Linked DNA regions of Homo sapiens: region 1 is linked to region 2. A link is a loop called in an ENCODE intact Hi-C map of the cell type or tissue named here. Cell type or tissue: PC-9. All regions are shown on one strand. Each heading gives the region's core, and the rest is flanking DNA. Links, peaks and the distances in the headings are about the cores only.

What was found. Hi-C counts contacts between places; a loop is a spot of excess contacts. Peaks named below come from ENCODE experiments on the same cell type or tissue, not always from the same donor. Only the 100,000 strongest peaks of a DNase experiment are listed, where the experiment ranks them.
Region 1: it touches region 2 in a loop (4-fold over the local background); 2 of 110 quality-filtered maps call a loop at or near these places.

Annotation. Positions count from the first base shown.
Region 1 is chr20:14,772,265-14,779,057 of GRCh38, forward strand. All of the region lies in intron 5 of MACROD2 (mono-ADP ribosylhydrolase 2), which reads left to right. Among named protein-coding and RNA genes, the nearest start is that of MACROD2-AS1, 150 kb to the right of the region's middle. In PC-9, for the core only: no CTCF peak of the experiment used is centred there; a DNase peak (open chromatin) is centred at 3,707.
Region 2 is chr20:14,983,504-14,990,296 of GRCh38, forward strand. All of the region lies in intron 5 of MACROD2 (mono-ADP ribosylhydrolase 2), which reads left to right. Among named protein-coding and RNA genes, the nearest start is that of MACROD2-AS1, 57 kb to the left of the region's middle. In PC-9, for the core only: no CTCF peak of the experiment used is centred there; a DNase peak (open chromatin) is centred at 2,688; H3K27ac peaks cover 2,302 bases.

The sequences.
Region 1 (6,793 bases), core at 880-5,879, 210 kb before region 2:
TTCTAATAACTTTTTATCCATACTAATAATATAGATGAAGATAGTATATGTGTATTAGTTCATTTTCACACAGCTGATAAAGACATACCCGAGACTGGGAAGTTTATATAAGAAAGAGGTTTAACTGGACTTACAGTTTCATGGGGCCAGGGAAGCCTCACAATCATGGTGGAAGGCAAGAAGGACCAAGTCACATGTTATGTGGATGGCAGCAGGCAAAGAGAGAGCTTGTGCAGGGAAACTCCCGTTTTTAAAACCATCAGATCTCCTGAGACTCACTCACTATCATGAGAAAAGCATGGGAAAGACCTGCCCCCGTGATTCAGTCATCTTCCACTGAGTCCCTCCCATAACACGTGGGAATTATGGGAGCTACAAGATGAGATTTCGGTGGGGACACAGAGCCAAACCATAGCAGTACACAAAAGGTGTTGCTAAAGATTTTTAAACATAAATTGACAATACTTTTAATGACAGTGAGTCAGTGCTATTTTTCAAGAATAAAAAGAGAAGCAATGCCAGATTTCCCCCAGTGACATAAAAGAGAAAAGTAGTTATTCCAGAAAAGATTGTATTCCAGTTTCTGGTAAAAGAAAAACTGACTAAAAAGTGGCTTAAACAATTTTTTCTCTTTCTTCATATAACAAGTCCAAAGGTAGGCAATTTCTGGTATTACTTTAGCAACTCCAAGACATCAGGGTCGAGGTCAGTATGATTCTCCTGACTTTTCCATCTAGTGGTGAAGTGGTTGTTTCAGCTTCAGCCATCACACCCACATTCAAGGTAGGATGAAAGAAATCACATTTATCAGGACAGAAAAATGGCGCTAGAAATCCCCTGCAAATTTCTATATGAGCTCACTGCCTCACCCATGCTGCAGGGCCAATTCTAGCTGCACAAAAGACTGAGCAGTATATTTTTGCCACTAAAATTGCCAACTGAATAATAAATCAGGTTTCCCTTAAAAGAAAATGAAAACTGAATATCTGATAGATGTATTACTAGATATTTCTATGCAATAAATTCTCCCAAAATCTAGTGGTAAGAAGCAACAAACATTTACTATCAAGCAGTTTCTTTTTCTTTTTGAACCCTTTGACCAACATCTCATTTCCCCTATTTCCCAGCCCCTGGTAACCACCTTTTCACTCTCTGCTTACTTGAGTTTGAGTTTTTAGACTTCACATATAAATGAAATCATATATTTGTCTTTCTCTGTCTAATTTCTTTCACTTAGCATAATGTCCTGCAGGTTCTTTCATGTTGTCATGTTATCACAAATGGGAGGATTTTCTTTATTATGGCCAAATAATATTCTATTATGTATACATATATAAATGGATATAGAAAATAGGATGTGTATATATGTCACATTTGCCTCTTTCATCACAATATGCCTCAAGTGATAGAGTGACTCACCAAAGGGCTTAACTCACATCTAATATATAGTTGACTTCATTGTACAGTAAGTCTGACATCAAGTATGGTGCCTGTTTTAATTTGCTAGGGCTGCCATAATAAAGTACCACAAACTGAATGGCTTAAAGAACAGAAAATCATTCTCACCCATATTAATGTGCACACAGATTGAAGTGTCCTTATGTGATGTAGCTATACTTACTTTTTGGTGTCAAACATCTTAATGTCTTTTTTAAAACTATGAGTCAGTGAGAACTACCACCTGATAGGAAAGCATATTTAGATTCTTTTTCAAACAAATCTCATTGGGTCTAATATATAATAGTTTTACAGATTGTATGTCTTATCTTTATAATATACATTTACTTGATTACTGGTGTTTTTATCCCAAAGTTACAGTTCTGTTTGTTATCATTTGATATTATCATAGAGGAATAGCCTTTAAAGACCTTGGAAGTAGAGTATTACTGCAAGGTTTGAAAGAAAAACGGCAGCATTAAAGAGTGTCAGCTCTTATATGTATATGCTTTTTAGGAACATAAACTTAGAACATTAAAACTCTTAGGTCATACTTGTCAATAAATGATTTTTTTCTCAACAGTACTTTATAACCTTTTAGAAATTTGCCAACAGGTGACAATACTCCCTAACAGTCTGCTAGAAGTGTCAGAGCTCAGGATATCTGCTTTTTAATTGCCATATTCAAGGTCTAATTATTTTCTCTATATTGGGGTAAGAGAACTGTAATGAGGAAGTAAAATCATTAAACACCAGTGAGTAAGGGAACAGAGTCTTCTTGAATTCTGATGTGAATTAGCTTCCCCAGCAGAGCTTTGGCTGTGGATAATTTCTATCTGAATGTCTCCTTCTCAGTTATTTGAGAGGACACATAAAATATAAAGGAAGACTGCTCAACTCTTGTGGTCTTTAAAGAGAAGGGAAGACAATGGATTAAAAGGCTATTATTACATCTAGACTTATAGACTGTTAATACTTAAGAGTTTATTAACCTCAAAGTGTCAAAATGTTCTATAAATGAGTAAGATACTATGTAAATCAGGCTACACATATGATAAAAGTTGTCATTAGAATAAGTGGCCTAGAAATATATAATACTACACAGTTTTCATACTTTTTGAATTCATAGAATTTAGACACTCAGATTCCTTTAAAACCAATTTTGCTGCTTTATTTATTATTTATCATATTGCCTTTCACAGTTATTCTTTTCTGTAATTCTCAGCTGTTTTAGAAAACTACCACAATTACCAAACTGTCTCAAAAGCAAAATTTGTTGCTGTAGCTACTAGAAGGCTAAGAAATCACAAACATTTGATTCTGTAAGAGTCTATGTGTGTGCCTGAGTGTATCTCATGCATGGTTTTATGATAAAGCATGCTAAATAAATTGTTTATATTTGTGTTTGTGTGTATATGTTTACCACTTATGAAAAGAACATACCCAATGGCAGAGATTGAATTAAGTGCTTTCTGCATGATCTCATTTTTCCTTATGACAATTCTTGAATGAAGGTATTGTACACATTTATTAGCTAACGCGGTGGGCTTAGCAAGTGGCTGTATTAGTCCATTTGTCTTGCTGTAAAGGAATACCTGAGGCGGGGTAATTTATTTTAAAAACAGGTTTATTTTGGCTCATGGTTCTGTAGACTGTATAAGAAGCATAGTGGTGGCATCTGTTTCTGGTGAGGGCTTGTAGAAGCTTACAATCATGGCAGATGGGGAAGGAGAGCAGGTATTTGACATGATGAGAGAGGAAGCAAGAGAAAGAGAGGGAGTACCATATTCTTTTTTAACAACCAATTCCCACGTGAACTAGCACAGCAAGAACTCACTCATTACTGAGGGGAGGACATCAAGCTATTCATGAGGGATTCACCCCCATGTCTCTAACACCTCCCACCAGGTCACACCATCAACACTGGGGGTCACATTTCAACATGCGATTTGGAGGGGACAAACATCCAAACTACATCAGTGGTTTAGCTGGGATATGAACCTAGGTCTGCCTGTCTCTAGAGACCATTCATGTAAGTACATAGAAACCATATTCTTCCTTGCCACTAGAAAAAACCCTCTAGCAATTTTTGCCAATGTTGATTATAAAAAATTTTATATGGACCCATAAAGAAAAGAGCAAATTTTGAGCCTCTCTGGGAACTGTGAAAAAAAAAGATCTGTCCTCATATCAACCTTTGACAATTCAAAGAGCAAACAGAAGATTGGGTTACTTCTGTGATCACACTGATAATTCCAGCAGGCAAATCTTAGTCACAACAAGTCCCTGGAGTCCAGCCAATCTGGCTGCTTTGATGCTAGGCTCAGTAGAACTGAACCAAATGTGCGTGGGAAAGAGAAGAACCAGATATTGCCATGACTGCTCATCAGTCAGGATTTCAGAGACTGAAGAATGCAGACTGAACAAACCTGAACCCATACAGGAAAAATGAACATAGTAGGAGCAAACCATCGCCCTCTCATACAGCATAGGGAGGGATTTTCTGGAGCCAAAGAGTGGGTTTGGGGTTTCGTAGTCCAAAGTCTGGACTCAAGGGAACCTCAGATAACCAGTAAAAATGATCATCCATATCTTGGGTCTCCTAACAACTTGACATGAGTAGTTTAATATGTTGAAACTTCAGTTTCCACCCTTGCAAAATGAAAGTTATATTGTTCTCTTCCAAGGCTGTTGGTGAGGTTGAATGAGATAAGGTTGATGAAAGGAACCTCAATACAGTGCCTGATACACAATAATGACAATAATTATATCATAATCACAGTCATAATCACAATAATGCCCTTTCTAGCCACATATGGCAGAGACATTGGTGCAGTGGTCCTCAAACATACGGGTCAGATTTGTCGCTCAAGTCTGTGATCTAATGACATGATGAACCCATTAGATGCCTCCCTATCATCTGGATATTGTTCCTTGCTTTTTCCAAGATCTTTTTGAAGATGACAATATATTTTCATAATATTTCACTATTTTAAAAGCTTTCTGTTGAGCATAATATACATATTGGAATGTGCAAGTATCAGTTATACTGCTTGATGAAATTTTACCAGCTGGATGTTTTTGTAGCCAGTACCCAGTTGAGAAACAGAACACTTTCTCCAGTCACTATCCTCCCGCAATGAAGTGTACCTTGGGCTAATAGATAAGTTTTGCCTATTTTCCAAATTTAAATAAATAGAGCCATATACTCTGTATATGTTTACACCTCACTTCTTTTAGTCAAGATAATGGTTGTGAGATTCATAGATTCATTCATGTTTTGCATGTAGTCATGCTTTGTTCTTTTTTATTGCTATGTAATATTCTATTGTGTGACTATACCACAATTTATCCATTTTCCTATTGACGGGCATTTGATTAGCTTCCAGTTTGGGGATATTATGAATAGAGATTCTATAAATATTCTTGCACATGTCTTTAGTGTACAAATGGAAGCATTCTTGCATGCCTAGGTTTGGGACTGCTAGGTCATAGTATGCATATGTTTAGCATCTTTTCGAAAGCAAGGGTATCATTTTACATTTCCACCAGCTGTGTACTGGGTTGTTTTCAATGATTATTGTGTGTTAGGAATCATTCTTCCTGCATCACGGTTATTTTTAAAGCATCCACCTGAGAAAAATGCAGCTCTACTAAGGGCTGGTTCTTGTGGACATTAGATCCCACCAAGATGGCTGAGAGCAGGACGTGCCCTATGATATGTGTATGTGTTAGAGGCTGGAAAGCTATCAGAACCATGTACCTCTGCTGCTGTTTTATGGCTTCATATATTTTGGTGGCAGTCCTTAACAGCTGTGGATTTATTTTTCTAATGTTTGCTTGGAAACTGAAATGAGTTTGAAAGCAGCCCGATTCATATAGACCACACAAGTAAGAAGAAGCATATTAGATAACACAAATATGGGCTAGAGTGGCGCCAGAGAACAAAAAAGAAACAACTAATGATTAGGTAACTAGTGGACCCAGGCATGAAATTTAGTAATATGCTGTTTAAACATAAAAGGCTAAGAAAAACTTGTTTGAAATTGTAGAAGTGTCTGACAGCTAGTGTAAGGAATGTGTGAGTTTCCACGCTGACATCCTCCCATACCAACAGCAGTTTCAACTTATCAGGTGGCCTTCAATTTTAGCAATGAGGAGAAAAATGGGTAATAAATATGAGATCTTGTGTTAATTCAAACCATTCACAAATCTCTTTATTTTAGGGAAAGTCACGCTAAAACCACAAACCAGCAGGAAGAAGTAAAACTTTCAATAATGGGTTGAGCATCGACTGAGCTTGAGGCCTGACACGCTGCATTCCCATTTTATCCTCAAGCCAGGCCAGTTGTGTGTTTTCACCAACATGTTTCCCACAGATTGGTCCCAGAGATGCTAAGTCACTTGTCCCAAGTTCCAAAAGTTTGTGAATGACAGAGCCATTTTCAAATTGAGGTTGAGCTGATTCCTCACTGCTTCATGTTGCGAGAGAGAAGTAATAGGGAAGTAGTATGATTTGGCAGTAAACAGCAGGCAAACTATAAAACATTATCTGATGGACGACACAAACGCTCTTTACATCTCTGTCATTGCGCCCTGTCCGGTAGGAGCAGCTGAATGCCATTTGGCTCTTTCACCTTCTGCTATCTCAGGAAGGCAAGCTGAGCTTAGACAACTCCGTGCCTTTGTTGTCCCCTCACCTCATGTCTGTATTCATCTCTGTTCCCTTATGTTGTAATTTTCTAACCTTTTCCCCTCCCATCCAGTGGCCTTATCTGAAAAATGAATCCTCAAGTTGTCCACAGCTCTTCACTAAGACCCGGTCTAGATCCAAAATGAATTCAGAAGGCTCTCAGCCAGCGGGGCAATGTGTGGAATTTATGGTAGTTTGGGGGCGTAATCTTAGTGCAGACAAGTTTCCTTTGCCTTGTTGGAATCACATCGGAGCCATCAAATTATATTGCTTCTCAAGATGCAGTTAAAGTGATTTGGGATGTGCTCCTCTGGCTCTCCCACTTGAAGAGCTTTACTGTGAAGCTTGAGCTTAAGGTAGAGATGAGCTGGTAGGCCCAGGTGAGGAAAGTGGTTAGATTCCTTGTGACATCTGGAATCAGTACTTGACTGATAGAGTTGGACAGTACTTTCATGATCAAGCATTCCAAACACCTCATTTAATGAGGGAAGCTCCAAAAGTCAAATCCAAGAATGCCAAGTTAGGGAGGAGTAAGAGCTAGAATAAAAATCTCTCAATGCATGGTACAGTCCTCTTTGCTTTTTTAAAAAAGTTATTGTAATCTCACAGATGAGTAAAATTAAGCAAAATGAAGCTAGCTGGTTTAACAAACTTCATTGTAGC
Region 2 (6,793 bases), core at 564-5,563:
GGGGGCGGGTCTTTCCTATGCTGTTCTCGTGATAGGGAATAAGTCTTAGGAGATCTGATGGCTTTAAAAATGGGAGTTTCCCTGCACAAGCTCTCTTCTCTTGTCTGTCACCGTGTGAGATGTGCCTTTCACCTTCCACCATGATTGTGAGGCCTCCCCACCAACATGGAACTGTAAGTTCAATAAACCCCTTTCTTTTGTAAATTGCCCAGTCTCGGGTATGTCTTTATCAAGTGTTAAAGTGGACTAATACAGCATGCTAATATGTGTGTGTGTGCATGCCTACACTTGTGTGTTTTAAATAAATAAAGGTCCTCCAATAATGGTAAGTAGTAATGATACTGGTAATATGAATGGTAGTCTGTCAGTAGTAATGAAGCCTTTGTTCGGGAAATATGACTTTTGAAATGTAGAATTCATGTCAGTCATTGGAATAGACTAGTACCTTTGACGTGCAGAAGCCAATCTGATTGCTAAGGTGAAGCTCATAGCCTAGACTTGGTTCAGGGGGACTCCCTCCTGCTATTAAGGTTAGAACCAGGGTAGAAGTTGGCTGCTGCTTCAAAGGGCTGGAAACTCTGAATACCTACTTAAGTACAATAGCCCACTCCTCTGATAAGCTGTGATTGGTTTGCTTTTTTCTCCCTCCAGCACATGATTTTGATTTTACTCCTTTCAGCTTTAGAGCTGCCTTAAAGATTAATTTAATCTAATTTCATATTGGTTATAATTCTGGAGTTTGTAGGTAGGAGAGTACAATGAGGTTTTTAAGATGGCCCCTGGGATGTTCTTGGGCGGAGAACTAGTAGTAGCAGGATTAGTGACAAAAGGCAATAGGTTTTTGTTTGTTTGTTGGTTGGTTAATTTTTTTTCTGTTTGTTTACTAAAATGCAGATTTCACCAAAGCAAGAATATCCGGAATAGTCAGGATGTGCTTAGTCAGTTACCTCTGTGGGCGGATGCTCCCCTTGCTCTTTTTTCCTTTCCTTTTATTGGTAACTTGTAATCAGCTGCTACTTTAGTTTAATGAGAAAAATAACAGTTTACATTACATCTAGATTAAAGAAACTGCTAGACGAACAGGGGTGGGCAAGTTGTCAATGGCATCTAATAAATAGTAGTAAGTAATTAGCACAGGTCTGATGGATTTGAAGGAAAGTAAAAAACTAGGGAAGAGGAATTGTGGATTGGGGAAACATAGCTGTAATTTGAGAATAACACATCAAGAAAATAAGAATGAAGCACTGAAGTCAGAGATCTGTGGGGACTGTGTTGGGGAGAGGGTTGGGGGCATCTCGTCTGAGGAACAAATAGAGTAGAGGAACATCTCATGCTGGGTTTGTACTCTGCTCACCCTGCTCCACTCCACCTCTCAGGCTTTTGGTTTTATCAGATTGTGTCTATAACAAAGCCAGATAAAAGTGACAAAGAAGTGCAGTTCAAGGTTCTGCTGTCCTTCCCTTGTCTCTGGGAGTTAGCAAGTCACCTTTAAATGAGAAAACAGTGTGACCTTACGTACTTCACACGGCCATTCTGAGACAAAGTTGGAGAAGTGTCATGCATCACTGCACTCTTCTAAGGGGTGGAAGGAATCAAGCATATTCCAGACCTAGGAGGGATTTCTTAGGAATTCACACTGATGTAATTTCAAAACTCCCAAGACAGCCACCACTTGTCTGGCATTAGCTAACCTATGACACTTCACTCAATTGCATTTTGAGCTCCTGACTTAGTTCATTCAGTAACGTTTTTGCCCCAGGATGCCAAAGCAAACACTGGTCCTGAACTTTGCCTCTTGAACTACATTCTTCACCATGATGCCCTTCCAAATTCCCTATAGATGTTTTCACTACTGGTGTGTACAGGAAGGAAGTTCACTTTGACTAATAACCAACTCTGTTATTTCTAGTGGAGTGATCATTTGTCTCTTCTGTCCATTGGCCTCCCTTTGATTCAAGCAGTGGGGTGTGTAGAGGAAGCTCTGCATCCACTTGACAAGCCTTTTAGGTCCCAACAGCAGTGGACTCCTTATCAGGGCTACTCATAAAAGGCTAACCTTCCAAAGGAAACTTGTCAGGGCTCAGCTGTTGGCAAGATGGATTAACAAGTGCTTCCAGCTAATGGAGTAGACATTGGTGACTTAATGAGGGTAGTTTGAAATCTTAGCTGTATTCTCTTATTCTTTTTTTTTTTTTTTTTGAGGATGATAAATGAGTTTAGTTCTTTCTTAGCTAAGAAATGCCAATGATTTATTTTTATTATTCTTATTTTTATTTTTTATTTTTTAGAGATATGGGGCCAGGGTCGGGGGCAGGGAAGGAAGGGAAGTCTCACTAGGTTGGCCAGAATGGTCTCAAACTCCTGGCCTCAAACAATCTTTTCACCTGGTCCTTCCAAAGTGCTGGGATTACAGGTGTGAGCCACCTTGCCCTGCAGAAATACCAATTATTAAAAACTCAGAGGTTGTAGTGCAACATATTTGGGAGTGGTCACACCCCATGGCCTTTGATTTTAGTCTGAAGATTGAAAATAACCTTTGGATTTTACCTTGACAAGGAAGTTGTTCCTCAGTGGACACAGACATCATAGTTGGCATAGAAACAGCTGTTGGGTTATTCCTGGGCCATTGAAGACATGGCACCTGGCCCAGTCTGAATGGTTGTTCTCTCCTGGTTGCTTGTTTAAATAAAGGTTAAGCAAAAATTCTTTTTTGGTTTTGATTTCAGGAAGAAATAAGGGAGTGACTGCAATGTTATCTGAAAATGAGCATTTCCTGTTTCCTCAGGCATTTCTTTATGACCCCCATTAAAGTTAATGAATAACCAAGTGTCTGACACAGTTGAGCGTAATATGCCTCACCTAAGGTTCCCGGTGGCTGCACATTTTTGTGGGAAATGACCTTCAGTTCCTGCAGATCCATTATTAGGCAATCTCTTAGTTATAGACTTTATCTTCCCAAAACATTCAAATCACATATTAGCCAAATCACTTAGATACCGTCCTAAGTGCTGGAACTCTTTAAGTCTTGTTAGCAGAAAAGGCTAAAGTTTAGGTAAATAAGCAGATCTGTTCCACAAATGATTCCTCACCTTAGGTATTTATGAAAAAGCTCTGATAAACTTTTGAAAGCAGAAAAAGACGTTAAAAAATCTTACTGTGAGCCTGAAAACATAAACATAAATCAGCTAAAAGATAATTTGCCTTAATAGGTAGTGGGCGATGGGGGAGGAGAGTGATCAGGGCTCACCCTGGCAAAATTGTCTCTGCCGGATGTTTCAGGTTCGCCTTCTCTCCCCGTCACCTCCTCAGAATCTTAGGAGACCACATAGGATCAATCCTTGTTCAAAGGCAAAGGCAAAAAAAGTATGACTGCAAATATGTGAAGTACGATTTGGCACGGAGTTCATTTTGGGACCCTAAGTCCTCTAGGCGGTACAGCTATATATTGCAATGGACTGAGTGTTTGACACACTTGCCCAGAACTCCTGCATACAAATGAGGAGTGGCATCCTTAACCTCAGGCAGTTAAATGTTCCATTCCCCTGAAACTACCATTTTCCAAAGAGCTTTGGAATTGTCTTAGGGCCTATTTAAATGCCATAGGAAAAAAGTTAATTTCATTTCTTTTTATGGTCCCATGTCATTTTTAACCCCTAGTAGTAGCAGTATTTCTAGCTGTTAAAAGTAAGTATTTTTGAGTCACAAATCTAACAATTGATTTGTGGCAATTTGTTTAACCTCCTAGAGCCACAGCTTACTTATTTCTGGAATGGTATGATAGTAAAATCTACCTTATGGGGCCTCTCTGAGGATTATGGATAAAGCGGTTAACACAATTCCAGGCAACTAGTAAGCATTCAAAATGTGTTACTATTATTACTGGGATTGTTGCCGCCGTTGTTATTAAACAACTTGTTCACATACCTTTTTTCACTCGACTTGGCTCAGAATTCTACCAGACTGTTCAGAAAAATCAAGTGTGTGTTTAATGTACAGTATTTTAAAGTCACAAATCCAGAGGCTTTTAAGAATAAGTTACAAGGTCTGAAGTGATTTTTGAAAGTACACTGAGCGGAGTAGATCCTGTTGAATATATTCCAGGCTCTAAAATGACTATTTCTAAAGGAGATGATGCTGTGGAATATGTTATAAAGGAACAAAAAATTACTTTACTCTGTAGACACATTTCATAGTTTTTGTGCAATTTTCTAGTTTCAACAGCTTGTCCAATATGTATTGAATATATATTCTATGAATGATATGTGCTAGATTCTCCTTGGGATGCCATGTTATAGAGGTCTTCAGAACGCTTTCATTAAGATTCATTCATATGTCAGGACTTAAGATATATATATATATAAGAAATCTCATGAACAGAAGTTTCAGAAATCAGTTCATTGCTTGCCTGAATTCAAGGAGAAAGAAGTCTTCAGAGTGAAGCTCTGGATCTAGGAGAGAATTTTCTCCTCAGCCTGTTTTCAGGAAGTGGCTTCTGTGTCCTCTGTGCTTGGAAATTGGACGATTTTGGTTAATGTGGAAGATCTTAATGAATACTTTCTAAGAGTAAGGCTATATACAGGTCAGGCACGGTGGCTCATGCCTGTAATCCCAGCACTTTGGGAGGTCGAGGCGGGCAGATCACCTGAGGTCAGGAGTTCGAGATGAGCCTGGGCAACATGGCGAAATCCCGTCTCTACAAAAAATACAAAAACTAGCAGGGCGAGGTGGCGTACACCTATAATTTCAACTACTCGGGAGGTTGAGGCAGAAGAATTGCTTTTACCTGGGAGGCAGAGGCTACAGTGAGTAGAGATTGTGCCACTGTACTCCAGCCAGAGAATGAGACTCTGTCAAAAAAAAAAAAAAAAAAAGGCTTTATAAATATCAATATCAAGTCCATCCCTCCTTGCCCTGTGTTTATGGGGAACAGTAGCAACATGGCCAAAGTCTTGCCCAAGGCGAGGTTTAAATTTTGCAGAGGCATTTGACTCTCTTACAGATTGTCTTCAAGAAACAGGAAGGAAGGGTTTCTTCAGAAACTCCTGGAGGAATCTATGTTTTTAAGTGACATTGATGCTTCATATGTTTGCCTCTGAAGATATAACTTGTTTTATTGGAGACTGAAACTACCTATTTGCTATATCTGAGAGGTTACTCATCAGTACCCACATCTGGCATTCGCACTGACCATTCTTTGTACAAGAGCTTGGTTTTAAAGGCCATAAATCTGATATCTACACTAGATTGAAAACTATCTAATAAAGCTCCTTCTCAAGCATAATTTACTACGGTGGGATGCTGATGAAACAGAAGGATTTACATATGAGTTTTATTTTTAAAAATTTATTTGTAACATCAATGTCCGGAATTTCTGCAGACATTTAAAATTATTGTTTAATATTTAAATTATTTATTCTAAAAATATACTTTCACATGGGGTATATAAATAATAAAGACTTAGATTAAAAGAAGAAACACAGGTAAGATTATGTTTATAAAAATAAAAACAATGTTTATGTAAGTAATTAATTAAAAAGTATTCTGTGAATACAAAGCAGTATCAAGATGTGTGTGTTTGAATTATATGGTTTTTTTTAAAAAGTATGTTACCATATAGCGACATATAGAATTTTAGCTTTTTTGGAAACAATCCCAATTATTTCATATATTACTTTTCTGGATGAAGGGATGGTATGGAATAATGGAATAATCAGTGGATATTCCTGATAATGTTTTAAAAATAGAGAAATATCCTGGGTGAAGAAAACTTCCTTTGGTGTTGATTTGGATCTGATTAATGATTTTGATACCAGTGGGCTAGGGAAGATCCCCAAATGCCAGTGAAACCTTGGCCTCAGCTGCTGTCCAGGCTCTTGACACCGTCCTGAGAATGAATTCAAGGATGAGTTGGAAAATAGTGGAAGTACACAGATTTATTACAAAGCAAAAAGTACGCATTCAAGAAAGGGCAGTGCAGGCAGATTCAAGAAAAGGGAGTGGAGGCAGACTCAAGAGAGAGTCAGGTGCAAGGGGGTTGGGACTGCTACCTTTATGGGATTCTGTAACCAAGGGGTAGAAGATTCATGAAGATTCCTGGAACAAGGTGGAGATTTCTTGGAACTCTGGTACCACCCATTTTTGCACTAAATATGGATGTTTCTAGAACTGTCATAGCGCTGGTGGGTGTGTAATTTAAGATGTTAATGAGCATATAATAAGGTCCTAGGTGAAATCTAGGTCAAATCCAGTGCTATGTTGGGTCCGGTCCGTTTTAGGTCGGTCATAGCTTGGTCCACACCCAGATTTTTTCAGGATCTTATCTACCCCTAGCTTCTGCAGCTATTTCAACCGTTTCTTTTTGCTAGTCATGTGAAACTGCTGCCTGGAATTTTCTATGTTCCTACAATCACCCTGTATTATTCCTATGTCAATTTTAAAAGGAATTATTTGTCTCTGGGGATCTTCATGAGCTGTGGTTTCTCTGGGGATCTTGATGAGCTGTGGTTACATAGCTCTAAAATGGTCCTGAGGATGGGTCAGTTTTTACAAGTAGCCGGCAGCTTAAATGGGGTAGGCAGTTACACTGGTCATTTCACTGAATACATCAGCTGGCCTGGCATTTCACTTGAGGTCACCAATTCTGAGCCCCAGAGAGGAGCCAGCTGTTCACATTTCCAAAACCCCTATGTCAACGAATGGGTTTTGGAAATGTGATCAGCCTCATATTTAATATCGGGAGATACACAATAGATAAAAAATGTTGCCTTTGGAAGGATGTGACTTGAATAATGCT